Linked DNA regions of Homo sapiens: regions 2, 3, 4 and 5 are each linked to region 1. A link is a contact called in ENCODE Hi-C or POLR2A ChIA-PET data. All regions are on one chromosome and are shown on one strand. Each heading gives the region's core, a stretch centred on a gene start or an enhancer-like site at or near the end of the contact. The rest is flanking DNA. Distances are from core to core; before and after follow the strand shown. Region 1 holds the start of ECE1-AS1 (ECE1 antisense RNA 1). Region 2 has its middle 38 kb from the start of WNT4. Region 3 holds the start of CDC42 (cell division cycle 42). Region 4 overlaps HSPG2 (heparan sulfate proteoglycan 2). Region 5 holds the start of LDLRAD2 (low density lipoprotein receptor class A domain containing 2).

What was found. Hi-C counts contacts between places; a loop is a spot of excess contacts on that map. ChIA-PET counts read pairs that join two places held with the same protein, here RNA polymerase II (POLR2A). Pooled maps may share reads with other maps.
Region 2: a loop to region 1 is called in a pooled map, with 6 times the contacts of the local background. The contact joins the enhancer-like site here to the promoter of ECE1-AS1 in region 1. A Hi-C loop is called at or near these places in 2 of 37 single-sample maps with no recorded cell type and 2 of 50 pooled maps.
Region 3: a pooled map shows a loop between it and region 1 (7-fold over the local background). The contact joins the promoter of CDC42 here to the promoter of ECE1-AS1 in region 1. A Hi-C loop is called at or near these places in 2 of 37 single-sample maps with no recorded cell type and 9 of 50 pooled maps. POLR2A ChIA-PET finds 5 or more read pairs at or near these places in 3 of 52 experiments (CD4-positive, alpha-beta memory T cell, T-cell and naive thymus-derived CD4-positive, alpha-beta T cell).
Region 4: a loop to region 1 is called in a pooled map, with 28 times the contacts of the local background. The contact joins the enhancer-like site here to the promoter of ECE1-AS1 in region 1. A Hi-C loop is called at or near these places in 5 of 37 single-sample maps with no recorded cell type and 5 of 50 pooled maps. POLR2A ChIA-PET finds 5 or more read pairs at or near these places in 2 of 52 experiments (IMR-90 and WTC11).
Region 5: a pooled map shows a loop between it and region 1 (3-fold over the local background). The contact joins the promoter of LDLRAD2 here to the promoter of ECE1-AS1 in region 1. A Hi-C loop is called at or near these places in 1 of 168 maps with a recorded cell type or tissue (sciatic nerve), 1 of 37 single-sample maps with no recorded cell type and 1 of 50 pooled maps.

Annotation. Positions count from the first base shown.
Region 1 is chr1:21,290,286-21,295,899 of GRCh38, forward strand. ECE1-AS1 (ECE1 antisense RNA 1) reads left to right here and starts at 3,005. Exons shown (of 3, transcript NR_038404.1): 1 at 3,005-3,458; 2 at 3,649-3,925. ECE1 (endothelin converting enzyme 1) reads right to left here and starts at 178. Exons shown (of 19, transcript NM_001397.3): 1 at 79-178. The coding sequence starts at 129. RefSeq lists silencers at 1-29, 80-259 and enhancers at 2,952-3,041, 3,883-5,082, 4,422-4,581.
Region 2 is chr1:22,102,670-22,108,283 of GRCh38, forward strand. No RefSeq gene overlaps it. Among named protein-coding and RNA genes, the nearest start is that of WNT4, 38 kb to the right of the region's middle. Within about 2 kb of position 2,430, at least 3 of the 41 ENCODE cell types and tissues checked have a DNase peak (open chromatin) inside an H3K27ac peak, as active enhancers do.
Region 3 is chr1:22,049,458-22,055,071 of GRCh38, forward strand. CDC42 (cell division cycle 42) reads left to right here and starts at 3,252. Exons shown (of 6, transcript NM_001791.4): 1 at 3,252-3,285. RefSeq lists silencers at 3,341-3,490, 3,551-3,770, 3,781-3,960 and enhancers at 3,673-4,240, 4,241-4,809.
Region 4 is chr1:21,863,074-21,868,687 of GRCh38, forward strand. It overlaps HSPG2 (heparan sulfate proteoglycan 2), which reads right to left. Exons shown (of 97, transcript NM_005529.7): 34 at 2,644-2,736; 35 at 2,212-2,292; 36 at 1,770-2,000; 37 at 1,027-1,140. Among named protein-coding and RNA genes, the nearest start is that of LDLRAD2, 54 kb to the left of the region's middle. RefSeq lists enhancers at 1,487-2,292, 2,293-3,098, 2,995-3,054, 3,085-3,154. Within about 2 kb of position 2,883, at least 3 of the 41 ENCODE cell types and tissues checked have a DNase peak (open chromatin) inside an H3K27ac peak, as active enhancers do.
Region 5 is chr1:21,809,495-21,815,108 of GRCh38, forward strand. It overlaps LDLRAD2 (low density lipoprotein receptor class A domain containing 2), which reads left to right and starts at 2,771. Exons shown (of 5, transcript NM_001013693.3): 1 at 2,771-3,042; 2 at 4,904-5,329. The coding sequence starts at 2,958. RefSeq lists silencers at 1,257-1,407, 5,136-5,255 and an enhancer at 2,562-2,856.

The DNA.
Region 1 (5,614 bases), core at 1,755-4,254:
CCGGCCCACGGAGCGGCCCGCGCGGGGAGGGGTCCCGCCCGCCTCCCGCCCCCGCCCTCCAGGCCGCGCCCGCCTCACCCCCAGCGCCGACAGCAGGGCGGACACCGGGGGCGGCCACACGCCCCGCATGCTGTGCCCCAGACGCCTGGTCCCGCTGCCCGGGTGGCCGGGATGGGATGGGCCGGGCCAGGCGTTGCACCACCTTCGCGGGCGGGGCCTGATCGGTTCGCCGGCGCCCGGTTCCCAACCTCCGGCCTCCCGGGGAGACCCCAAGACCCGAGAGGCCCGGGGGAGATGGGGACCCCTCCCTTCCCCGGAGGTCGGGAGTGGGGGCCCCCAAACTGAAGCCCCTAGCAGGCAGGAAAGGCCCTCACAGTGACCCCTCCTTCGAGAAAATCTTAAGTCCCCCTTCAACAACCGGGTCCCCAGTGGCAGATAACAAAAGTATCAGGAAGGTGCCCTCGATGTGGCCCAGAGCAATCAAGACAGGTTCCCCCCGGCATCAGCCCTTAGGTGTGTCTAGGGGGTTAATGCTAGAAAGACCAGACAAAAAAGGTGGGGTAAAAAGGTAGGTGTCCCCTTTCAGTTCCCCTTTCTAGCTCAGAGGCCTTTAAGCCAGAGTTCGTGAATGAGTTTCAGAAAATTTCAGAGAACTCCCTGACACGGGATGAAAGGAGCTGTGTGTGTGCATTTGGATGGCTGCAGGGTGGTCCGGTGGTCACCCCCGTGCTCAAAGGTGTCGCCCTCCCTGCAACACAAGAGAACCATTGCTCCAGGGGGAGTCAGAAGCCAGGAAGGGGACCCTTCTTTCCCATCTTCCCCCTCAAGACTCGGAGCCTCAGCCAGGTGCCCCCCTCCCCAGCCCCTGAGCCCTCTCCTATAACCCTAGGCAGGGAAAGGGGGCTCTCTCGGATATGAGGTGTTCAGTTAGGGACTCAGGCCCAGCACTGTCCCAACCAAGAACCCCAGAGAGGTCTAACCCAGCAGATTTCCAAAGGACTCTCCGCTTCTAGCAAGGCGGGAATCCCTGCATTTATGCGTACTTTTCAGCTTTGCAAAGTGCATTTCTGCTCATTCCAAATTTGATTCTCACAGTCACACATATGTGTGAATAAACAGGTTTAGAGGGGTGAGGGGCCTGACGTCACAGGGACAGTGAGGGCAATGGCTCCAGATGGTCTCCTGGCTTCCACTCCTGCCCTCTGACAGCCCCCTCAGCAGCCAGGATGAGCCTTTAAAATGAAATCTGGCTGAGGCCAGGCACCATGGCTCGCTCGCGCCTGTAATCCCAACACTTTGGGAGGCCAAGTTGGGTAGATCACTTGAGGTCAGGAGTTCAAGACCAGCCTGGCCAACATGATGAAACCCCATCTCTACTAAAAATACAAAAAATCAGCTGGGCCTGGTGGCATGCATCTGTAATCCTAGCTACTCAGGAGGCTGAGGCAGAAGAATCGCTTGAACCCAGGAGGTCGAGGTTGCAGTGAGCTGAGATTGTGCCACTGTACTCTAGCCTGGGTGACAGAGTGAGACTCCATCTCAAACAAACAAACCACAGAAATCTGGCTGGGTTCAGTGGTTCACACCTGTAATCCCAGCACTTTGGGAGGCTGAGGCAGGAGATCACTTGAGTCTAATTCTAGGCCAGCCTGGGCAACACGGACCCCATCTCTACAAAAAGAAAATATATATATATATATTTATATATTATATATTTTTAATTAGCAGGACGTGGTGGTATGCGCCTGTAGTCCCAGCTACTTGGGAGGCTTAGGTGGGAGAATCGCTTGAAGCCAGGAGGTGGCGGCTACAGTGAGCTGTGATTGCACCACTGCACTCCAGCGTGGACGACACAACAAGATCTTGTCTGAGTAAATAAATAAAATAAAAAAAAATTCTGATATTACCACTCCCTTGCTTAAAAACCCTCCACTGTCCTGGAATGAAATCCAAACCCTTCACCAGGCCCCATGGCCCCTGCCCACTCTGGGCCCTCATCTTGTGCTGCCAGCGCCCCCTCCCCCACCAACCTCCTCACACAACTCCTCAGTTTCTACAAGTTTCTTCTTCCCCCAAGACCTTTGTAGCTGCTGTTGTCTCTATCTGGAACATTTTTTCCTCCTCTCTACTCTTCCCATGGTCAGCTCCAACTTCAGATCTCAGCCTACCAGCTCCTCAAATGTCCCAGGAACCCTAAGCAGTCCCCCAAATTCTCTGTTACAGCATCCTGTTTGTTTTCCTTTACAGTACTTGTTGCAGACTGTTTTGTTTCCATGTCTTTATCATCACTGTCTCTGTCCCTCTCCAGAATCCACAGCTTTACTGGGGCTGGGACCTTGTCTGGCCTGTCCAACAGAGACTCTCCATCACCCGGCACAGAGTAGGTGCTCAACAAACGGTTGTTAAAATCAAAGGGGGGACAAGTAGAGGGGAAGTGCCTTCAAGTTCTCAAGAACTCTCCTGCATCTAACTTCATAATGCCTACAGAAACAGGGAACACATCTAAAGGTCACAGGCCCTGGGGAGGCAGGGTGCATGGGAAAGCTCTGAATTCTGGAGACTTCTGCCTCACTCCCACTGGGTGGAGGAGTTTCCATTACCCATCCCAGAGAGAGAGGGGACTCTGAGGCTGCTTCACTTACTGCTGGGTTGCAGCTGGGCTTTTTCTAGAACAGGACACTTGGTTACACTACGTTACCAGGTGTCGATTGCCAGAGGAAAAGACTTTTGAAAAAGAAGTTCAGTTCACAGAACATCTCCCCGGGGCATGTGGGTGGTGTAAGGGATTCACCCGGCTGGTGTACGGGATTTGTCAGTTCTTTTATACCATCTCTTTTAAGCTTCTCACCCTTCCCTCAGAAGCAGGTATCACTGGTTCCTTTTACAGAGAATGAAACTGAGGCTTGGGGAAGTTAACTCGCCCAGGTGTGGTTAAGCGATGGCTCCTCCTCCTTCTGTCTCATTTCAGAGATTTCCCCCTTCTGGCAAGCTCTCCTGACCACCCTCCAGGGACCCCAGACAGCATTTGGTCCCTGGCTCTGTGTCCCCACACAGCCACCCTACCCCATGCTGCCTTTTACTGAGGCACACAGCATTTTAGACAGGAGAACCCTGATGGCAGAGGCTGGGTCTCACGGGACCCTGTCTCCTTAAGGGCTTAGTCTGGGGCTGGAGCCTCTACAGATGTTTGAGCAAAGGCGGGAGGCAAGGGAGGGAGGCCGGAAGCCACCCCAGGGACTCTGATGTCCACCCTGCGGCAGCCTGTCTGTGGACAGATGATGCAGGAAGCTCACGGAACTCCCAAGCAGAAATCAGCAGAGATGGAGCCTGGTTATTTTTCAGCACACAAAAGCCGAGGGCCCCTTCCTGAGATGCCTGCCTCAGCCCGGTAGTGAAACTGAACCCACCTCAGACGGGAAAGGCTTGGCGGGCTCTGCTTGGTGGGAAGTCCACAGTGGGTGAGTGACATTTCAACAGCTGCCTGGGGCCCTTCGCCCAGGGCCTTCCATTCACTACCCCAATGGCTCCCCACACCCACCTAGAGCCTCAGCCTCACAAGTACCGCTTCCAGCTTACAGAGAGGGGGAGGGGCCTAGACAGACCAAAAACCAACCATGCCACTTGACAAATTCTCTCCTAACCCCACAGTGCCTCGTCCCTGAGATGAGAATCATCACCTCCGCTTTACAAATGAGATGACCAAGGGTCAGAGAGGAGAAAGGACCTCCCCCCAGCCCTGAGTCACCTGCCTGGAGACTGAGGGAGCCATAATGCGAATCTTCCCCTTGCCAAACCCACTGACTCCATTACGCTGCCTCCAGAGAACCCGAGCCCCGCGGCGAGAAAGTGGTAGAGCTGGGCCTCGAACCTGGGTCCTGGACTCTTGGTCCTGTGCTCCTTGTGGAAGATGGAACTGCTTCTTCAGGTGGGAACCTCACAGAGTCTGGGTGCCCTGGGCAGACTGAGGCTCTGGGCTGACAGGGCAGCCAGCACTTATTCTCCCTAATTGTCTCATTTGCAGTTGTGGGTGCCACGCCTGGCCCCGAGTGTGTTGGGGAAGGTAAAGAACCTCCACTTTGGTCTTCTCAGTTCCCTTCCTGGCACTGTGCAGCCGTGGAGGAGAAATCTGGGTTGAATCTGGGTCTAGTGTTCAAGAGGAGGGCCTGGCAGAAACCAAGAGTGAAGGGGTGGAACCACAGCTCCCTGTGGACTGCCCCGTCCTCAGTCCCCGGTGCCCCAGCTGCACAGAGGAAGTGATGACAGCCAGATGAAGGTGCAACAGTGCCCAGCTCTGGAAACTCCACCCTTGTAAATCAAAGGCCTGTGGTGAGCAGAAACGAGAAATATAAACACGCACAGGTTTCTGGCGACAAAAGCCTCCTGGCCTGGTAGCACCTGGGCATGACCCCCTTTGCCCAGACGACATTAGTCACTCATATGGCTCTTGCGTTTGGTTGGCCAAAGGCGGGGGATTGTTAAGTCATCTTGGGGTGATGAGGTGGAAAAGGGAAGCCCCACATGTGAAATTCTGAGGCCTGGGACTGAGCCACACCCTCCACAGCTACTTTCACATTGTCTCTAAGCCTCAGCTCCTTAGAGACGCTGCCCTTTGTGGCCGAAGTCCCCATCAGTTACTACTTTTGGTGCTGGTAATTGGCTGGGATCTGTTCAATCTTTACATGTCATCTAAAACACACTCATATTATCTGGTAGCTAAACACTTATATTTCACAGATGCTATAATGTAGTGGGTAAAATCTCTGGATCTAAACCTCATTTCAGATCCCCAGTCTGAACTTCCCAACTCTGTGACCCTGAGCAAGTGACTCAGCCTCTCTGTGCCTCAGTACTCATCTGTCAAATGAGGAGGATGATGATAACAATAGTACCTCCCTCATAGGACTGTGGTGACACTTAAATGAGTTAATATAGATAAAGTGCTTGGCTGGGCATGGTGACTCATGCCTGCAATCCCAGCACCTGGGGAGACCCAGGCCGGAGGATTGTTTGAGGCCAGGAGTTCAAGACCAGCCTGGGAAACACAGCAAAACCCTGTCTCAAAAAAACAAAAACAAAAACAAACCCAAGTAACACAACTTTGGGCAAGGGATAAGATATAAAAATATGGCTATCATTTCTAAAGATATGCCACTTGACATTTATTATTATTACATTATCCATTATATTTCCCAGTATTTTTCACCAGAGAAATTTCCATGTGATTAGCTTATTTTAAAATTTACTATGAAGTTCCTGAAAGTGTAAACTGCTTCTTTACTTTTTAATAACAGGAATCAGCTTGTATCTCTTTTTTCTTTGGCTGCCAGGAAACTCATAGCCAAATCAGAAACTCGCCTATGGGCACTTTCTTGGCCTTTAGGTTCAGCTTTTTCCTTGTCCACATTTTCCACTCTGTTTTCCGTGATTCTGATTTTCCATTTGGTATTGCATGTCGTTTTACTGAATGTATTTTATTTATAACCTATCATGAATCCTTTGTGGAACAGAGTTAGAAACAACATTTATCAGGCAATTAAGACAGACCTGAGCCCACTCACAGGTTTCCTGGCTCATGTGACCTCGGACATGTTGTTTTCACCCTCAGGTCTCAGTT
Region 2 (5,614 bases), core at 1,180-3,679, 810 kb after region 1:
TCATAGAAGAACAGCCAATTTTATAATGGTAGTGGGTACAAAATGGTAATTTGTCACTGTGATTTACTTTTGTTTAGGCATTTATTCATTTCAGGAATGCTTATCTATATCTTGTCTGTTTTGTAGGAGCCAGTATAGAGTAGTATTAAAAACATAGACTCTAGAGCCAGACTGCCTGGTTTTGAATCTTGGGTTCACTGTTTACTGGCTGTGTGATCTTGGGCAAGATATTTAACTTGGATGTTTTTCTTTTGAGGATAGTAACAATATCACCTCACGGGGTTTCATGAGGATTAGACAAGTTCATGTGCGTAAAGTGCTTACAACAGTGTTTGGTTATTATTGTTAGCTGTTGTATGATTATCTTGAGGGAAGCTTGCTGCTTAGAGATCTTGAGACTTACAGAGCTAGCCCGAATGGCAAATATGTTTGAATTAAGCATTTCCTGTAGACTGTGTTTAATAGTTCAGATGGGTAGGAATGCAGTTCAAAAAACCTGTCAAGCAATCCCAGTAGTATTTTCTGATGAACCCTCAAGTCCTTCTGGATAAGACCCCAGCTAGTGCTGAAATGTGGTGAGGCCTGTGTTTCCTCCCTGAAAATAATGACCAAGATTTTACATTTGCACAGTGTGTCACGTTCTTTCAGTTTATTCCCACAGTCTGTGAGGTGGATAGGCCAAGGGTGATAATTCATTACATTTTAAAATAAGGGTATGGTCTCTGGGAAGGAAAACAATTTGCTTAGAGTTGTACAGCTGTTTGGTGACTACACTTCAGGCCTCTGTTTTTAGGCCAGTGTTCTTTTATGCCAGCCTGGTCCTGCTCTCTTCTGATAGAGGTTCTAAGGAATTGTTACCTTGTAGTAACCAGTGATCTATGGATCATGACTGTGGGGTTGAGAGTCGTAACCAGTGCCTTTTTAGCTCATAGAACTCTTGGAGGAGCTAATGGTACTTCCCCGTGGGGCCAGTGGTGGGTCTGATGCACCTCTGGGAATAATAGTAATAATAAAAGGAAGAAACAAAGTGTGATTTGCCCGATTGAGGGTGACTAGGAGTGACTTTGGGAACACATCTAATTGTTTGTCAGTAGATTATTTTGCCACATTCAGTCACTGCCTACAGTGATTTACAGCCATTATTTCTTAACATGCTGCATTTTTCTTTGGTATGCCTTAGTGGTATACCTGGTATAGATCTGAAGGTACTGTATAGTTAGTTTGCCTACATAACACTAACAATGCAGTTCATTCCTTTGTTCATAAATTCATTTATTTAACAAACGTCTGCTTAGTACCTGTATTCGTCTGTTCTCAATGCTGCTGATAAAGACATACCCAAGACTGGGTAATTTATAAAGGAAAAGAGGTTTAATTGACTCACAGTTCAGCATGGCTGGGGAGGCCTCAGGAAACTTACAGTCATGGTGGAAGGGGAAGCAAACACGTCCTTCACATGGCGGCAGGAGAGAATTGCAGAGCAAAGTGGTGGGGGGTAGGGGGAAGCCCCTTATAAAACCATCAGATCTTGTGAGAACTCATTATCACGAGAACAGCATGGAGGTAACCGCCCTCATGATTCAGTTACTTCCCTCCAAGTCCCTCCCATGACATGTGGGGACATGGGGATTATGGGAACTATAATTCAAGATGAGATTTGGGTGGGGACACAGCCAAACCATATCAGTACCTCTCATGATGCAGTAGGATGACCAAGACAAAATTCTTAAACTGGCGGGACTTACATTCTAGTAGGGGGAGGCAGACATGATTAAAATGTGTATGTCAGAGATGGTGTTAAGTGCTGTAGAGAGAAAGTACGGGACTCCACAGTCCCATCAGGTCTGATTACTTACACTTCTCGGATTTAAAAAAGGAGATCCTTGAAAGTCTTAAAAGGCTATAAGGAAGAAAAACTGCTTCTCAAAATCTAGGTTTTGTATATATCGTAGAACTGTAAGTATTTTAAAGAGCTAGAAGATTCAGATTATGTTTATTTCCTCTCTGATTTTAATTGCTTTGAGGATATTATAGTCTTACTTGGTTCAAGTTAGTTGAACTTGGTTCAGGCCAAGTTATCAGTAATGGGAATGATAATGATAGGTGAGTCTCTCTTTAAAAAGACAATGGGAAGGACTTTTAGAGGTTATTTAGACTAGCCCTCTCAATTTTGGCGGGGTGGGGTGAGTGTAACAGCTTTATTGAGATATAATTCCTGTACCATACAATTCACTTAAAGTGTACAAGTCAGTGGTTTTTAGTTTATTCACAAAATTGTGCAACTATCACCTGATAAATTTTAGAACTTTCTCTTTCCTTCAAAAACTCTTTTCTTCAAAAACACCCTTTAGCTGTCATACCCTGAAACTTTCTGCCCCATCTGCCCAGCCCTAAACAACCGCTGAACCACTTCCTGTCACTGTAGATTTGCCCATTGTGAATACTTCGTATAATTATAATATGTAGTCTTTTTTAACCAACTTGTTTCACTTAACGTGTTTTCAAGGTTCATCCGTATGGTAGCATGTGTCATTACTTCATTCCTTTTTATGGCTAAATAGTATTCCATTGTATGGAGATACCACATTTTGCTTATTCATTCCATCAAATGATGGACACGTGAGTTATTTCTACCTTTTGGTTACAATGAACATTGTGTACACATTTTTACATGATCTCTCAGTTTTCAAATGAAGTAAATGTAGTGGGGTGATTTGCCCAGTTCCCAGTGTGGTTCCAATGCATTGTGGGGCTCCGGAGGAGGCAGTGGTGCCACCTGCTTGACCAAGATCGTAGCTAGCTGTGAGGAGCTTGGAGCATGTAGGCATTTCTGGAAGAATTGAAATTATGTTTAGTTTCAGGGCCTTCTGTTCCTTCAGGAGGAGTGATACAATGGCATGAGGATGGACTTTGGTATCACATTTTCTACTGAGCCTCTGTAACCCTGGACAGGTGACTTCTATAAGCCTTGGTTTTCTCATTTGAAAAATGGAATTAATAATGTACCTTGCAGTGTTGTGAAGACTAGCAATAACATAGGTAAAGCACCCACCAGATCTAGCTGTGTAAGTGGTATCATCATTTAGGAAGTTACTGGAAGGACCAAGGAAAATGACGATGAGGTGGGCCTGTAATGATCCAGAGCAGCCACTAGATGGCAGAGAAATAGCAAGAAAAGACTGGCTGGTTGTGCACCTGGAACTTAGTAAGGTTTGTTAAGCTTCTTTCTAATTGTCCTTAAGAGGAGAGTACAGGCTCCCACATTGCTGGGAAAAGAGCCCACCGCCCACAGAATGTCATCACCCCATACCTGCAGCCTGTGCAGATATAGAAACACTACTGTGCGCCAAATTCGATAATCTTGCTTCTCATTTCTTAAAATAATTGCTGCCAATTCCCTAGACCCCAGTCTGCTTGACTGTCATGAAATTGCCTTTCAGTTAACCTTCAGCCAAGTATCAGTCTTCGTTCTCCTTGTCTGTTTTATTTATTTTTATTTTTTACTTAAATTGGGTCATGAGTCAAGCCTTGTAGATTCTGTTGTTGGGGAACTTGCAGACCAAGACATCCTCTGTTTTAGACAGATATATTCCATCCCTACAAGCAGAATTAAAGTTAGACTGTCAGGGAATAGTGAAATGTCTGTGTGTGGGATGATGCTTGGAGAAAATTGGTCGATTTCAGGGCTGTTTAGGTTGTTTGAAATAGGTACAAGCAGAGAACTTTTGAGGGCAGCCATTGGGACTGTTATACCAGATGACCTCCCCCTTCTTCCAGAGTTCTGAGTCTAGGTGCCCAGAATGGGTAAGTCAGTGGAAGGTTCACCTTTTCCCTGGGCCATTTAGGAGGACTTCCGGCTCTTGGTTTCTCTCAGCCCCCTTTTGCTGCCAGGGAGGGCAGTTGTGTTTCTAATTGAGTTGAGGCTGCCTGGTTTGTAGAGGCCAGTGAATTGAGGATAAAAAAAGCAGATGAGTTAGGGGCAAATTGGTAGGATCTTGGGGCTGGAAGTAGCCTTGAAAAAGATCACTTGGTTCAGCAATGAATGTCTGACTTAGGAAGACACTAAACCTCTAGTCCTGAGACCCTGCAGCTAAACTGAGAGGGTCTTGGGCAGGCCTGAAACTTAGACAGAAATATATGGCTGAGGTCGGTTCCTGGGCCTCAGCAGGTCTGGTTCTTGTTCATTGGGAACCAAATGGCTCTGGTCTCACACTGCCTGATTTTCTTAATGTCTCTGCTGTCTTAACTTGTGTTTGAGCCTCTCCTATCTAGCATGGTGTTGAGCACATAGTTCAGTTCTATGAACAGAAGGAAGGGAGAAGAGGAGTCAGGAATGCAAAAGAAGGCAACAGGGAAAAAGCTTGCATGGGTCGTAATACATTGTATTTATAAAGCTGCTGAGAAAATGCTTTCATGTTCATCTTCATAAAAGCCTGTGAGGCAAATAGAACAGGTGTTTATTTTACAAATGAGAAAACTGGCTTAGAGTTGAGCTTCTACAAGATTTTACAGATTGAACTGGAGTCTTTTGGTTCTGAATCCAGTGTTCCCGCTACTCAAACACCTTACTTTTGTGGGTGGTGCCTCTTCTCCCTTTTCTGTGGTTAGGAAAGCTAGAACTGGCCTTCTACTCATTCATAAAGTGGGTAAGAGTCATCCTTGGAGTATGTAGGGATTTCATCCTTAGCACCTCTCAGGTCCCTGTTTTCCTTCCATGAAGCCACGTACCGTTGAGACAGGCTGTTGCTCAGATTGAGGTAGAAGTGATTTACGGAAACTGGCCTGGCAGTGGCTGCTTTGGGTTCCAGATTAAGGAATCTGGGTTTTGCCTCCATCATACGAATTTTTCCCTTCATGTGTTAAAGGGAGTCCTCCTACCCTTTTTGGGGTTGAGAAACTAGAAGTTAAGGAAGAAGGAACTTTCTTTTTCTTTTTTTTTTTTTTTTTTGAGACGGAGTCTTGCACTGTCGCCTGGGCTGGAGTGCAGTGGCACGATCTCAGCTCACTGCAGCCTCTGCCTCCCGGGTTCACGCGATTCTCCTGCCTCAGCCTCCTGAGTAGCTGGGATTACAGGTGCATACCACCACATCCGGGTGATTTTTGTATTTTTAGTAGAGACGGGGTTTGACTATGTTGGCCAGACTGGTCTCGAACTCCTGACCTTGTGATCCGCCCACGTTGGCCTCCCAAAGTGCTGGGATTACAGGCGTGAGCCACCATGCCTGGCCAAGAAGGAGCATTTTTTTCAAAAGCAGTTTTCAGGTTACCAGAGAAGTTACAGGTTTTGGGATAAAACAAACCTAGGTTTCAAACCCCTTCGTGCCATCTAATAGCTGTGGCTTTGGACAAATCCATTAACCTCTAAGCTTTAGTTTCATTATCCCTAAAATTAAATCATTGCTATGTTGTAGGGTTGGTGAGAATTAGAGATGTGTGCATGAGATCAGCATGTAGTGAGTGTCTTTACGTTCTAGCTTTTCATGTCTCTACTGTGTGCTTCCAAGTTACCTTCTGCTTTGGGGTGCTGAGAGCAGGAATCCCGGCCGAGGCCTGGTTTTTGGGAAGTTCACCCCAGGGGCTATAGAATCTGGTGCATTTGTATTTTCCCAGGAGA
Region 3 (5,614 bases), core at 2,002-4,501, 760 kb after region 1:
TAAATATTGCAATGCCCGGAGAGTAAAATGCAGCCTTTACAAATGATGCTTTATTTGACATGGAAAGATGTTCACAATGTAGTTTTTTTGTTTTGTTTTGTTTTTGTATTTTTTGTAGAGATGGGTGGGGGCAGGTCTTGCTATGTTGCCCAGACTGGTCTTGAACTCCTGGGCTCAAGTGATCCACCCGCCTCGGCCTCCCAAAGTGTTAGGATTATAGGTGTGAGCCACATTAGAGGTAGGACTACAGCTGAAGCTTATCTTCCTGTTTTTTTTTTTTAGGTGGGGTTTTGTTCTTGTTGCCCAGGCTAGAGTGCAATGGCGCAATCTCGGCTCACTGCAACCTCTGCCTCCCAGGTTCCAGCGATTCTCCTGTCTCAGCCTCCCGAGTAGCTGCGAATACAAGTGCATGCCACACCCAGCTAATTTTTGTATTTTTAGTAGAGAAAGGGTTTCACCATGTTGGTCAGGCTAGTCTTGAACTCCTGACCTCAAGTGATCCGCCCACCTCGGCCTCCCGGAGTGCTGGAATTACAGGCGTGAGCCACCGCACCTGGCTTTTTTTTTTTTTTTTTTTTGAGACAGAGTTTCACTTTTTTGTCGCCTAGGCTGGAGTGCAATGGCATGATCTCGGGGTCACTGCAACCTCCGCCTCCTGGATTCAAATGATTCTCCTGCCTCAGCCTCCCAAGTAGCTGGGATTACAGGCACCTGCCACCACACCGAGCAAATTTTTGTGTGTGTGTTTTTTAGTACAGATGGGGTTTTACCATGTTGGTCAGGCTGGTCTTCAACTCCTGACCTCAGGTGATCCACCAGCCTCAGCCTCACAAAGTGCTGGGATTACAGATGTGAGCCACTGTGCCTGGCCTGAAGCTTATCTTCTAATTTCTCTATAATAAACCTGCTTGATAGTGTGGTAGTGTCATAGTCAACTAGAGCCAGCCTCCTGAGTGCAAGTCTCAGCTCTGCCACTGCTTGGCATGGCGGCTATGGACAAGTCTCTTAACACCTCTGAGCTTCAGTTCATGTAACCATAAAGTGGGGGTAACAGTTCTTAACTCATAGGGTGGCTGTGAGTATTAAATTAGCTACTACTACCTGCAAAGCTATTAGCCATACCTGCAGTAAACACTAAAAAATGTAGTTCTTATTTTTGGGTAATTAAAAAATCCAAAAGAGGGCTGGGTGCGGTGGCTTACACCTGTAATCGCAGCCCTTTGGGAGGCCAAGGCAGGTGGATCACAAAGTCATGAGTTCAAGACCAGCTTGGCCAATATGGTGAAACCCCGTCTCTACTAAAAATACAAAAATTAGCTGGGCATGGTGGTGGGCACCTGTAGTCTCAGCCACTTGGGAGGCTGAGGCAGGAGAATTGCTTGAACCCGGGAGGCGGAGATTGCAGTGAGCCGAGATCGAACCACTGCATTCCAGCCTGGGTGACAGAGCGAGACTCCGTCTCAAAAAAAAAAAAAAAATCCAAAAGAAAATATGACTATAAGTCAATATACTGGAATTAAGTGTCTTTGTTGGCCAAATAGCTGTGGCAGTAGACAATAAATGAGCTGTTATTAAGATAAGCAATTTTTTTTTATTTTTTTTGAGACAGAGTCTCGCTCTGTTGCCCAGGCTGGAGTGCAGTGGCGCGATCTTGGCTCACTGCAAGCTCCGCCTCCCGGGTTCACGCCATTCTCCTGCCTCAGCCTCTCGAGTAGCTATGACTACAGGAGCTCGCCACCACGCCCGGCTAATTTTTTTGTATTTTTAGTAGAGGCGGGGTTTCACCGTGTTAGCCAGGATGGTCTCGATCTCCTGACCTCGTGATCCGCCCGCCTTGGCCTCCCAAAGTGCTGCGATTACAGGCATGAGCCACCGTGCCCGGCCTAGGATAAGCAATTTAAGCGATTTTTCTCTAACATGGGGAAACATCTAAGAATAAGAGAGGGAAGTTCTCTATTTTCCTGAAGCTTTCATACTAGCAGAGAAGACAAATAATAGATACTGCGAAGATAGGATGATTGAAGAATGCAGTGATATAAATTTGGGGGAAGAGGAGGGAGGCAGAGCAAAGAAATTCAAGGCCTTGGCCAGACGTAATGTCTCACACCTTGTAATCCCAGCAGTTTGGGAGGCTGAGGCAGGCTGATAGCTTGTGTCCAGGAGTTCGAGACCAGCCTGGGCAATCCAGCAAAACCCTGTGTCTACAAAAAAATACAAAAATTAGCCAGGCATGGTGGCATGCGCCTGTGGTCCCAGCTACTTGGGAGGCTGAGGTGGGAGAATCGCCGGGACGTCGAGATTGCAGTGAGCTGAGATCGTGCCACTGCACTCCTGCCTGGGTGACAGAGCAAGAACGTCTCAAAGAAAAAACAACAACAACAACAACAACAACAACAACAAAAACACAAGGCCTGTGGTTGGGGGAAGGTTGTAACTCTAAAAAAGACCCATGTGGCTACAGCGAGGGACACTGGGTGTAGGTAGAGATAAGAAGAGTGATACTCAGTTCTCACATCACGGCGGACTGAATACAGGCCCGGGGAGTGAGAGACCATCCACCCCTGTGATCTGGGGCAAGTCACCAGCCCTTTCAGAGAAGCTTCCGTCTTCTCTGCAAAATGGGACAATACCTTGCTTCACAAGCTTGCAAGGATCAAAAGAACTGGTAGTGGGCCGGGCGCGGTGGTTCACGCCCGTAATCCCAGCACTTTGGGAGGTCGAGGCAGGTGGATCACTTACTTGAGGTCACGGGTTCGAGACCAGCCTGGGCAAAATGGTGAAACCCCGTGTCTGCTAAAAATACAAACATTAGCCTGGCGTGGTGGCAGGTGCCAGTGATCCCAGCTACTCGGGAGGCAGAGGCAGGAGGATCGCTTGAACCCAAGGGGTGGAGGTTGCAGTGAGCTGAGATCGCGCGCTGCACTCCAGTCTGGGCAACAGATCAAGACTGTCTCAGAAAAAACAAACAAAAAAGAACTGGTAGAGGAAGCGCTTTGCATACTATCGTTCACAGTATTATTACAAATACAACCATTAGGAAAACATGCAGAGCATAGCCCCGAACTCACGAGCTGCGCCGGCCCGCGCGTGCGCGACAGGCGGGCGGAGCCAGGGCAGTCCAGGCACCGCCTTGACCCGCCCCAGCCTCTTCCCCTTCCCTGTTCCTCCCACTTCCGCGGGCACCCAACTGTGCGTCTCCTGCGCGCTGACGTCAGGTGCGTGCCCCTGTCCGGCAGCCGAGGAGACCCCGCGCAGTGCTGCCAACGCCCCGGTGGAGAAGCTGAGGTGAGTGCGGGGCCCGAGGTTCCCCGCGGGAGCTGCCACCCTACCTTCCCATCCCCGCCGTCTCCGTCCTCTCCCAGTCCTCGGGGACACCCCGTCTGCGGGATCGTGGGGGGCCCGGGAGCACGGGTTGTGGGGGAGTGCCCGGCTCGCGCTGCGTCCTCCGGGCGGGCGCGGGTCCGCGTTCTGTGGGGGAGCCGGGGCGGGGGTCGCGGCCGGGGAGGCAGGGGGCGCCCGTCTGAGGAGGGGCGCGCGGCCGGGGCTCGGGGCGCGAGCGGGACCGGGCTGTCACCGGCAGCGGCGGAAGGAAGGGGGTCACACCCATCCTGGGCGCCCGGGCTCCCCTCCCCCCAGCCCGGCCCGGCGGGCTCCTAAGGGCGGCCGGGGGCCTCAGAGCGACTCGCGGGCGCTTGGGCCGGGCCGGGCGCCGGTCTTCCGTGCTGGCAGGCTGCGTTCCGTGCCCTGCGCTCCGGCCTGGACTTCCTGCTTCGCCGGGCGCCGCCGCGGACATTTTGCGGCGGGGGTGGGGGGGCGGGGGAGGGGAGTGGCGTTGCGGCCGCGGCGGGGCGGTGGCAGGAGGGCAGCTCGCTGGCTGCTCGCGGCGGTGCCTGTCCGAGCTCCCCTCCGCGCCGGCCGCGTCCTCTGGGCGGGGTGGCCCCGAGCCACGGCCTCCAGGCTGCTCTTCCTTTCGGAGGTCGAGTTCCTAGCATTTCCATCCGCTCCTCCAGCCCGCTCCCTGCCGGTTTAGCTGAAGCTTCCCTTTCGGGGAGTTACCTAACTACCTCCCGAAGCCGTCGTTCTGCTGCTTGGTTAATTCCTCTTATCGGGGGGGAATTTTCTTTGTTCGTTTGTTTTTCCTCCCCTTTAAGTCCAAGATAAATGTAGTGTGGAAGATTACGTCATCGCGGTATAAGGAGTGAGACTTAACTCCTACAAGTCAGGGACTTAAATTCAAACAGCATTTTGCAGCCTTAGTCGGTCACCCAGTGGCTTATCCTGCCTGCTTCCCAACACGTCGTATTCACAGATGATGTTTTGAAAGCTTGTTACTTGTGTTCATGACCGCCTTCAGTGCACCTAAAAGCTAGGAAGGTTTAAAATCCCAGGATTAGTTTGTGTCAGGGAATAAAGTGTAAGACAACACCGTCCACGGCCCCTTGCGTGGCATTAACTTTAAATAGAGGTCCCTTTGACTATACTAGAATGAGGTGGGTTTATTTGTGGGAACACTTTTCGGTCCAAAATGACTTTCCCAGACTGTTTATTCTCCTTTATGACTTACTGCATGCTGGGAATCTCCCTAGGTTGATTCAAGTGCACTTTTTGTGGTGAAGTTGTGTTGAAAAGAGGATCAGTTTATGCCTGATCTATGCTAGACATTTTAGTTTTGTTATTAAAAACGAGACTTCGATCTTTAAGCAAAAAACTTAATATTTTCATAATTTTGAGATCACAATTTTTATTTTTTTTGAGACAGGGTCTCAAAGACGTTACTAAATATAATGGATATTGCACTCCCAGGCTGCAGTGCAGTGGCGCGATCTTGGCCCACCGCAGCCTCCGCCTCCCGGGGTCAAGTGAGCCTCCCACCTCAGCCTCCCGAGTAGCTGGTACTGCAGGCATGTACCACCATGCCCCGCTAATTTTTGTATTTTTTGTACAGACAGGGTTTCGCCATGTTGCCCAGGCTGGTCTCGGACTCCTGGGGTCAAGCAGAGATCACAATTTTTGTTCCCTAGGGTGTTTACATTCTAAATTTTGTATCCTTCCGCGACTGCAATAGTATCACACAAAAATGTTGACTCTGTAAAGCAAATGAGATCCAATTGTGTAATGCATTGTTGTAAAGATAATTCATGTCGAAACAAGTGCTTTCCCACTGTTTCTCATTTCTATAGAGAACAGATTGGTAAACACTTAAAAGGAGTGTAGGTTCAAGGCAGCTTTCTGTAGTGTGTAGGCATTACAGACCATTGGATAGGTGTGGAACTTGAATCTTCTGAAATACATTTGTTAGCCTTGATGTAATATTTTAGGCATATAAAATTGGAACACATCTGCCTTATTTTCTTGAGCTTTCTATTTTTAATAATTTTAAATAATATCAATTTGTATCTTTCCTTTTAGAAAGTAACAGTAGTTTGAATTTATGTATATATATATATATATATATATATATATATTTTTTTTTTTTTTTTTTTTTTTTTTTTTTTTTTTTTTTTTTTTTTTTTTGAGAAGGAGTCTCGCTCTGTCTCCCAGGCTGGAGTGCAGTGGCGCAATCTCAGCTCACTGCAAGCTCCGCCTCCCAGGTTCACACCATTCTCCTGCCTCA
Region 4 (5,614 bases), core at 1,633-4,132, 570 kb after region 1:
AAAAAAAAAAAAAAAGAGGCTGGGTGTGGTGGCTCACACCTGTAATCCCAGCACTTTGGGAGGCCAAGGCGGGTGGATCACAAGGTCAGGAGATCGAGACCATCCTGGCTGACACAGGTGAAACCCCGCCTCTACTAAAAACACAAAAAATTAGCCGGGTGTGGTAGCGGGCGCCTGTAGTCCCAGCTACTCGGGAGGCTGAGGCAGGAGAATGGCGTGAACCCAGGAGGTGGAGCTTGCAGTGAGCCCAGATGGCGCCACTGCACTCCAGCCTGGGTGACGGAGCGAGACTGTCTTGAAAAAAAAAAGAAAAAGAAAAGAAAAAGAAAATACGTGCATCCTCATAAAAACATGTGGGTTACAGATTCTCCTCCAAAGAGATTCACGTTTGTGGTATCAACAATAGGGTGTTCCTTGCTCCAAGTTTAGGTTATGGCTGTCAACCACCTGCCCCTTCACTGCGTACCCTGGGGGGCTATATACATGCTACTCTGAAAAGTCAAGGTATAAAAAATATATGTAATGAGGCCAGGCACAGTGGCTCATGTCTGTAGTCCCAGCTACTCGGGAGGCTGAGGCATGAGATTCACTTGAACCCAGGAGGCAGAACGAGACTGAGACCCTGTCTCAAAAAAAAAAAAAAAGTAAAAAGGCCAGGTGTGGTGGCTCACGCCTGTAATCCCAGCACTCTGGGAGGCCGAGGCGGGTGGGTTGCTTGAGCTCAGGAGTTTAAGACCTTCTGAGCAACAAAGTGAGACCCCATCTGTATTAGATAAAAAAAATTTTTTTAAGAAAAAGAAAAAAATAGTAAAGAACCAAAGTTTTCTTTACACAGAAGGATGTTATTCCATAGCTCTGGCCACCCCACCATCCCCGGTGACCTGGCCTGCTGACCCAGGTGCTTTGAACCACAGGCCATGCCCCATGATCCTGATCCCCTGGATTGATGCCTGCCTTGTCCAGCCCTGGTCCCCCACCCAGGCCCAGCTGAGCTGACCCCCTGTCCTGGCCTCGCTTGCAGCTCACCGAGCAGGCCCCAGTCTCTGGGTGGCACAGGTCTGAGTGGCCATTGCATTCACATAGCTCGCAGTGGCCGAGGTAGAGCCCACTCCCGGTGCGCGTGTAGCCGGGGGCACAGTCCTAGGGGCAGAGAGGAAGGTTGGCCTCTGTTCCCAACGTGCCCCACCCACAGCCAGCAGACCCAGAACCCCTCCCTCCAGTGTCCTCCCAGGGGTGACCCTGGAACATCACAGGCCGGCGCCCCTCCTTCCCCACTTCTGCTCAGTCTGTCCTCCCACCCACGGCCCTCTCCCAGTCCACACTGTTCACCTCTGGGAGGCATCTCTATGCTGTGCTTTGGGCCGGAGTAATCTGTGTTTCTGAATTGGCTCCCTGTCTCTGGTGGGCCCCCTCAAGGGCATGAACTGGGTTTTAACCCCCGGAGAGTGTGGCCCAAACGTGAGGCTGCACTGCCCAGTGGTTAGGACATGCTAGGCTTTGGAGTCAATCAGACCCAGGTTCAAATTAGTTTCTGCCACACATTAGCCGTGTGCCCTTGGGACACACTCACCCCTCAGCACCTCTATTTTTTTACCTGTTAAAGGGGATAATGATATGTAACTCAGGGCTGTCGGGAGGAATACATGCAGGGCCCAGATGCAGGGGTCATTATAGTTATGATGGTAATCAAGGCTGCGGCGACGCCGGCTGATTTGCTTGCTGATGCCTCTGTGCCTGTGCAGAGGTGGTGGAGCTGGCCACACACTCACCTGGCAGGACAGACCGATGTAGCCTGGCGGGCAGCGGCACTCCTCCACCTCGAGGGCGCGGGGTCTGTTTGAGGGCCCCGGCTGGGCGACCTCCAGGCTGACTGCGCTGATGCTGGCCGCCAGCGGCACGGAGGAGAACGTGGCCCGGATCAGGAGCTCATCCAGGTCGGCCAGTGCCATCAGGAGGTGCTCGCGTGTGGCCGGCTGCCCATCGGGCCGGCGCCAGAATTCCTGGGTTGGGGGTGGCAACGTGGGCGGGGGCAGTGGGCTTTGTGGGCTGCTCCTACAGTTACCACCCCCCAAATCCTGCCTTACAGGCACTGACTGAGGGCTGCCAGGTGAAGGTTGGGGAGCGAGAGACAGGGTGGGTATCAAAGCCAGGCTCTGAGTCAGGGTGGAGGGTGGGGTGGGGTTAGACACAGCATGGCCAGGTGCCCCTTACCTCTCGGAACATGATCTCGTAGCTCCTCCTCTCAGGGCCCTGCAGCGCTGGCTGGGAGGCCACTAGCATGATGTTGTTGCCCTGGAAAGACACCAGCAGGATTGGAAGGGGAGCCGAGGGGTCCCTGGGGTGCCAGGGTGTCCTCCACCAGTCCTAGATTCTCTGTAACCCCCAGCCTCCCACCTCTCTGCTCTCCCAAGCTCATGCGCCCAAAGGAGTCAGGCACATGCCCACTGCCCCCTTCTCCCAGCAGCAGGATCCTCTGCTTGGGTAGTGTCCAACCAGGCAGGGATGTGGGGGCATGGGCCTAACTCCCCCAGCCTGTGCCAGAAAACTGAGTGCTGGATGGAAAGGACAAAGGACAAATGCCGAGGGTGCCCCTGGCTTCCATCCTGCCCTTCTGCCCACCCAGCATGGTGTCCAAATGCTCACCGTGATCTGCACATCGGGGTCAGAGAGTGGGCTGCCCTGTGGGCCTGCTGTGTAGGAGAGGGTGTATCGCAACTTCCCACCGTAGGCCGCCACCTGCAAAGAGGCAAGCCCAGAGGTCACAGGCTGACCTTGGGGTGTGAGTGTTGGACCATATAGGTGAGGGATGGAGCATCTGGCGGCCTTTTTGCACCTGTGCCACACTCCCCCACCCCCCTCCCTGCCCAAACCAAGAGGCCAGGGTGCATGGTTGCCTGGGAAACAGGACATTTCTCAGTTCCTCTGTAGCCCCAGACATGGTGGTGATGATGCTGAGCAGCCTCTTTGCTCTGCAAGGTTCTCTATTCCCCATTGCCTGACGGTGCCGGCGAACAAACTCCAGGTCTGCTTTCATTTACAGGAATTTCCCATAAGGCAGACAAGTGTAATGACAATGACCACCATGGGGAGGCTGCGGAAGCTTCAAAAGTTCTCAGCCATGGGGGTGGGGCTGACGGCAGCCCCTCGGAGGCCTTGCCTCCTAGGCAGGTGGTTTTTGTTTGCCCAGTATCCAGTTCCTGCTTTCTAGAAACTAAACCGTGGTTTTCTATAAAGAACAACTGTCTCCGCACATGCAGACCATGTGGTCTGAGGGCCCTGATCCCCTCCTCCTCTATAGTGGAGACATGAGCCAGGCCTGGCCAATCTGCATAACCTACCACTGCCCTTTGCCACCCCATCAGGGATAGACAAGTAACCCGTGCACTTATGCTCTTTCTACCAGGCCAGAGAAAGTCCCTTCTGCAGTCAGATGAGAAGCTGGAGAACCAAGATAAAGCCCTAATGAGCCCCTGGATAAGGCCATGCCTGACACCATACATGCTTAGACTCTGCAGTTGCATGAGCCGATAGATTCTTTGTTGCAGACAAGCCCACTGGACTTGGGCACTGTGTTGCTCATGACTGGGGAGTCCTTACTTCTGCTGCAGAGGACCTTCACGTGGACAGCTGAGGCTCCCCAGCTCTGTCCCACAGGACTTTGCTTTCTCTCCTCTGCCACCAGGGCAGACATTCATCTCAATACCAAACTGCATCAAGCCTACCTCTTTGTTCATTTGTGTGTTCACTCAGCTAACCAGCATTTATCAAACACCTGCTGATTACACACACGGCCCTGGGCTACATGGCTACAGGGATATTCTCCATGAGCTCAAGGCATGGTAAGGAATTTTGGAGTGGAACCAAATAACCATAAAATAACTGGTTTCCTGCTTGCTTTGAATGCCAGAAAGTTCACAGCCATTTCTGGGACTGACTTTCTGGCAAGTTGCAGGTGTGTACAGCACAGTGATTTTTAAAAATTTTTTATTTTTTTTTTCACCTTTTTTTTTTAAATAGAGATGGGGTCGCCCTATGTTGCTCAGGCACTTTTTTTTTTTTTTAAATAGAGATGGGGTCTCCCTATGTTGCTCAGGCTGGTCTCAAACTCCTGGACTCAAGCGATTGTCCTGCCTCAGCCTCCCAAAATGCTGGGATTACAGGAATGAGCCACCATGCCCGGCCGATTTATTTTTTTAGAGACAGCATTTCGCTATGTTGCTTAAGCTGGTCTCAACTCCTGGCCTGAAGCGATTTTTCAGCCTCAGTCTCCCAAAGTGCTGGGATTATAGGTGTGAGCCATTGTACCCAGATCCAGCATAGTGATTAAAACGGCAGACTCCACAGTCTGAATGACCTGGGTTCAAACTCTAGCTCTACTGGCTATACAGCCTTGGACAAGTCGCTTCACCTCTCTGAGCCCTACTTTCCTCACATGGAAATGGAAGTAAAAGTAATACCCACTTTGAAGGGTATCATGAGGATTAAGTAATATAGGACACAAATGGTGATGTACTCCACACAGTTTGAGAATGCATATCACGCTTGATAACCCTGCAGTACTCCAGCTCCACCCTCGGCTCCAGCAGATTGCTTCTTATCCTCACCCCTCAACCTCCCTGTCTCACTTCTCTGAATGTACCTTGTGACTGCCTATTCTTTTTTTTGTTTGTTTTTTGAGATGGAGTTTCACTCTTGTTGCCCAGCTGGAGTACAGTGCTGCAATCTCAGCTCACTGTAATCTCTGCCTCCCGGGTTCAAGTGATTCTCCCCCTTCAGCCTCCCAAGCAGTAGGATTACAGGTGCCTGCCAACACACCCGGCTAGTTTTTGTATTTTTAGTAGAGACAGGGTTTCCCCATGTTGGCCAGGCTGGTCTCAAACTCCTGTCCTCAGGTGTTCTGCCTGCCCCAGTCTCCCAAAGTGCTGCGATTATAGGCATGAGCCACCGCACCCAGCCAGGAAGCTGAATTTTTTTTTTTTCTTTGAGATGGAGTCTTGCTCTGTTGCCCAGGCTGGAGTGAAGTGGCATGATCTAGGCTCACTGCAACCTCCGCCTCCCAGGTTCAAGCAATTCTACAGCCTCAGTCTCCTAAGTAGCTGAGATTACAGGCACCCGCCACCACGCCCAGCTAATTTTTGTTATTTTAGTAGAGACAGGGTTTCACCATGTTGGCCAGGCTGGTCTCGAACTCCTGACCTCAGGTGTTCGCCTGCCCCAGTCTCCCAAAGTGTTGGGATTACAGGTGTGAGCCACCACGCCCAGCCTGCTATGTGTATTCTTAAGAGGTACTTGAAATTGTTGGAACAAAATAGAGGCAATATGAATACTCATCTAAGGCCAATGCCAGCACTCATGATGATAATAATAATGATACTGATGGTGACAGGAATGATAATGGGATGGACAGGGAGCTCTGGGAGGCCAGGGCCCACTCGGCCTGTACACGACGCAGCACACAGTAAATAATTAATGCTTCTTGAATGACTGAGTGAAGTACCAAAAACTAGGCCAGCATCTAGACACAAGGTCAAGGAAGCCCAGAGAAAAGGCACTAGAGAAACCCTCCCAGGCGAGACAGCTCCTCTGACAGGGGTCAGGGGCCAGGGGTCAGGGG
Region 5 (5,614 bases), core at 1,521-4,020, 520 kb after region 1:
AGATTAAAGGTGTGAGCCTTGCACCTGGCCAGTCTTAGCCATTCTAAGTGTACAGTTCAGTAGTGTTAAGTATTTTCACAGTACTGTGCAACAGATCTCTAAAACATTTTCATCTTGCAAAACTGAAAGTTTATAACCATTCTTACTTTTGCAAATTTTATGAAGACATATAATCCCGGCCGGGCGCGGTGGCTCACTCCGGTAATCCCAGCACTCTGGGACGCCGAGGTGGGCGGATCACCTGAGGTCAGGAGTTCGAGACCAGCCTGACCAACATGGTGAAACCCCCATCTCTACTAAAAATAAAAAATTAGCTGGGTGTGGTGGCACACACCTGTAGTTCCAGCTACTCGGGAAGCTGAGGCAGGAGAATCTCTTGAACCCGGGAAGCAGAGGTTGCAGTGAGCTGATATCATGCCACTGCACTCCAGCCTGGGAGGTTGCAGTTAGCTGAGATCATGCCACTGCACTCCAGCCTGGGCAACAGAGTGAGACTCCATCTCAAAAAAAAAAAAAAACAAACAAAAGGTCGGGCGCGGTGGCTCACGCCTGTAATCCTAGCACTTTGGGAGGCTGAGGTGGGTGGATCACAAGGTCAGGAGATCAAGACCAGTCTGGCTAACACGGTGAAACCCCATCTGTACTAAAAATACAAAAAATTAGCCGGGCGTGATGGCGGGTGCCTGTAATCCCAGCTACTTGGGAGGCTGAGGCAGGAGAATGGCGTGAACCCGGGAGGCGGAGCTTGCAACAAACCAAGATTGCGCCACTGCACTGCAGCCTGGGCGACAGAGCAAGACTCAGTCTCAAAACAAAAACAAAAACAAAAACAAAACAAAACAAAAACCATATAATCCCATGCAGGTGATGAGTTCTGAAGTTTAAGCTTCAGTGGGCTTCATGATAAATTCATTCTTGCTGAGGGAAGATTTGAGTCTTTTTGGAGTTCCCCAAGGTACAGATTTGGACATCATACACTGTAGGAAATCAAGGTTGCATCAAATGACCGCTCCAGGAGGGAGAGCTGTTAGGGAATAATAGGTCCAGAGGTGTTTGTTTTGGGTTTTTTTTTTTTTTTATTTTATCGCCCAGGTTGGAGTGCAGTGGTGCAATCTCGGCTCACTGCAATCTCCGCCTCCCGGGTTCAAGCGATTATTGTGCCTCAGCCTCTGTGCCACAACGCCCGGCTAATATTTGTATTTATAGTAGAGATGGGGTTTCACCATGCTGGCCAGGCTGCTCTCGAATTCCCAACCTCAGGTGATCGCCTGCCTTGGCCTCCCAACGTGATGGGATTACAGGTGTGAGCCACTGTGCCCGGCCAGGTCCAGAGGTCTTAACCTTCTCATGGATTCCTGGGATTTTGAGGTGGTGTCTCAGGCACTGCCAATTTGGGCTGCTTAGCTCCTCCCCTCCCCCACACTTGAAACATCTGCTTAAATAATAACGATGACATTAATGATCATCATTCAAGCTGAAATACATTGGTTACTTTACTACATGATAGACACTATTCCAAGTACCCCACTTGTATTAAGTTACTTAATTCTTTTTTTTTTTTTTTTTTTGAGATGAAGTCTCACTCTGTTGCTCAAGCTGGAGTGCAGTGGCACAATCTCAGCTCACTGCAACCTCCACCTCCCGGATTCAAGCGATTCTCCTGCCTCAGCCTCCTGAGTAGCTGGGACTACAGGAATGCACCACCATGCCCGGCTAATTTTTTTTGTATTTTTAGTAGAGATGGGGTTTCACTATGTTGGCCAGGCTGGCCTTGAACTCCTGACCTTGTGATCCACCCACCTCTGCCTCCCAAAGTGCTGGGATTACAGGCATGAGCCACCAAGCCAGGCCAAGTTACTTAATTCTTACAATGCAACTATGTGGTTGGAATTAATCATTATCCCATTTTCCAGAGAAGGATGCCAGGGCTTGAAAAGCTTCAGTTTTATAGATAAAGGTTCCTTGTAACATACCTTTTGAAAAAAAATTGTTCTACTAATAACACGTTTTGAAAAAGTCTGAATTAGTCCAGGGTATTTATTTTACACATGGGAAAGTAAAATCCAGAAAAAGGGGTCATTTGTTCAATGCCACACACTTATTCTTTCATTATTTCCTGGGCGCCTGCCTTGTGCCAGTGACTGTGCTATGACATAAGGGTTCAGAGGTAAACAAGATACTCATGGAATATAATTTTAGTGGAGGCCAGTGGACAATATATACAAGAAGAAATGAATAGGCAAAATAATTCCAGACAGTGCTGGGATGATACATTTGAGATGTGATTGAGTGACAAAGAGAGAGAGTGTTAATTTAGTTGGAGAGGTGGTCAGGAGAGTGTGGTCTGTGGAGGTAACATGTGAGCCACAACCTGATGACCTGAAGAAGTCAGCCGTGCACTGCTATGGGGGGACAACACTCCAGACAGAGGGATCTATGAGTGCAAAGGCCCTGAGGCAGGAATGGCTTGTTAGTAATACAGCAGACTCCTGGTCCAGTGCTCCTTCTCTGCCTGCTGCTCTCTAGGCCCTCAGAGAGGCTCCTTTGGTGTCCTGGACCTCCCTCAAGCTCAGTCCCTAAGGGGCCAGCTGATCTAGGAAGGTAGCAGATCTGGCTTCCTGTGGGTCCTCCTCCCAGAAGCCCTATGGCTGAACCGGATCTGAGTTTCCTGGTTCCTGTCTGGCAGAAGGGGAGCAGATCTCCTCCCTGCCTCCTCTCCCCAGGCTCTAGCCCTTGCTCCAAATCTCCATGGCAACCCCTGGACACAGTTCTGAACCAAATGAAGAGGATCTGGAAGGCAAAGCACTAAGATCATAGTGAAGACTTGCCTCCCCCTTCTCCTTGTGTCCCACCAGCCTCCCTGCTGGCCTGACCAGGCCCCATACTCCAGTCTCCCCAGAGACCCCAAGCTGAAGATTCTGTGGGTCTGCCCCATTGCTGGGCACAGCAGAGCCTGGATGGAGGCTTGTTGTCTTCTGCAGTTGCCCCAAAGGTTGCTCTTGCTGGGGGCAGCCGCCCTGACTGCAACTGCTTTGGAGACAGGTAAGTATCAGGGGGCTTGGTTGGGGCACCCAGAAGACTTGGGCCCCCACCATCCTTAGAGACTATGTTTCCCCAGTCAGCACTCATCCTGCTGGGCTGAGACCTTTTGAGCTGGGGGAGGCTGGGAAACTGTGTCTGGTCTTGCTTGGCATCCCCAAATCCAACCCAAAGCCTTCTGGAAGGCTTGGATCTGCCAGTCACCTAGAAGCAGGAGTCTGGGAGTGGGCAGGACAGCCCTCAGGGCCTGCTTTGCAAAACTCTGTAGGCTTCGGATTCAGAGAAGCTGCATTTACACACTCTGCCACTTCTTATGTTTGTACCTTTGAGATCATTGTTTCAACTCTCTGAATTTCTTTGGCAGTAAAATGAAAATAATAGGCCCTTGCCCCTTAAGGGACTATGATTATTGGCATATAAGATGAGATAAGTCATGCAAGGCACTTCATAATACCTGGCACATAAAAGGTGCCAAATTCCCGGCTGGGCGCAGTGGCTCACGCCTGTAATCCCAGCACTCTGTGATGCCGAGGCGGGCGGATCATGAGGTCACGAGATCAAGACCATCCTGGCCAACATGGTGAAACCACATCTCTACTAAAAATACAAAAATTAGCTGGGCATGGTGGCATGTGCCTGTAATCCCAGCTACTTGGGAGGCTGAGGCAGGAGAATCGCTTGAACCAGGGAGTCGGAGGCTGCAGTGAGCCGAGATTGCGCCACTGCACTCCAGCCTGGCAACAGAGAGAGACTCCGTCTCAAAGAAATAAAAAAAAAAAAGGGTGCCCAATTCCCTTACTCTCTAAACTCCATGCCTGCCCTGTGTACCTTCAGGGTAGGCTCTGGCTTTAGCAGAGAAATACCAAATATTGGAAAGTGCTCCCACATCCTGAGCTCTGATGAAGGATTTTTTCCTCAAAGACCCACATCCTGGCTGGTCCTCAAGTACCCACTGGTCCCTATCTTGCACCAGAAAACCCACCTCCTCTTTCCTCTCTGTGCTTACAGAAATCAGGGCTACTTTGAGTACTTGCACATCTTCTCATTTAATCCTCACAACAACCCTGTACCAGTGAGGATGTTTTGGGCTGTAAGTAACAGATAACAAACTAAATGGGGCTTAAATGGTAGGATATTTGCTATTTCAGTTAAGAGTGGTCATAGGTGATTCCAGAGATGGTTAACTCAACGGCTCAACAATGTCACTGTTCCTCTGAAATGCTCTGACCTCATCTTTGCAAAATGGCTGCTGCAGCTCTGGACATCCCATCCTCATCCTCAGTCAGCAGCTTTCAAAAGCAGGAAGAAAAGGGGCTCCTTATCACACAGCTCTCCCCCTCCCCTTTTTTTTTTTTGGTGACGGAGTCTCGCTGTGTTACCCAGGCTGGAGTGCAGTGGCTTGATCTCAGCTCACTGCAACCTCCGCCTCCAGAGTTCACGCGATTCTCATCCTCAGCCTCTCGATTAGTTGGGATTACAGGTGCGCACCACCATGCCCGGCTAATTTTTTGTATTTTAGTAGAGATGGGGTTTCACCATGTTGGCCAGGCTGGTCTCGAACTCCTGACCTCAGGTGATCCACCTGCCTTGGCCTCCAAAGTGCTGGGATTACAGGCGTGAGCCACTGCGCTCGGCCCCGCATCTTAGGGTTTCGAATAAGGGATTGTAGATTTGAATTAAATTAAATTAAATCATTTAATCCTTACAATCATTCTGAGATTGATTAATCATCCCCATTTTACCGATGAGGAAAATGAGGCTCAGAGAGGGCGAGTAACTCGCTTGGGATCACACAGCGGGCAGGGGACAGAGTAGAGTTCGGGGTCGCGCCGCGCGGCTCCAGTTTCCGTGCCTTCCGCTGCAGCCGACCTGGCGGAACTGTGCGGGCAGACGTGGCAGGGGGACGGGCTGCTGCTGCGCTCGCACGCCGCATCGCGCAGGTTCTACTTCGTGGCTCCGGACACCGACTGCGGGCTCTGGGTGCAGGCGGCAGCCCCCGGCGACCGGATCCGCTTCCAGTTCCGCTTCTTCCTGGTCTACAGCCTGACCCCCGCGCCCCCGGCGCTCAACACCTCCTCCCCGGCCCCGGCCGACCCGTGCGCCCCCGGCTCCTACCTGCAGTTCTACGAGGGCCCGCCGGGGGCGCCCCGGCCCCTGGGGTCCCCACTGTGCGGCCTGAACATCCCGGTGCCTGTGGCATCCTCCGGACCCTTTCTAGGCCTGCGCCTGGTCACGAGAGGCCGCCAGCCCCGCGTGGACTTCGTGGGCGAAGTCACCTCTTTCCGTCTGGGTGAGCTGGGGCTGAAGGCCGGGACGGGACCCTCTGCAGAGGCCATGCGGGACTGGGGCCACAGTGGGGGCCCCGGTGAGGGCCGCTGCCGACAGGGGAATGGCAGGGGTGCCCGAAGCACAAGATGGCAGGGACTGGGTCCAACGGGAGGGAAGAAGGTGGTGGCTAGTGGCAGAGTCACAATAAGGGACCTCCCGGATCCTAAGAGCCAACCATATAAATCTGGCTACCATGGATGTGTGCGTCAGACTGTCCTACCAGCCCCAGTGCGCACACACATCCACA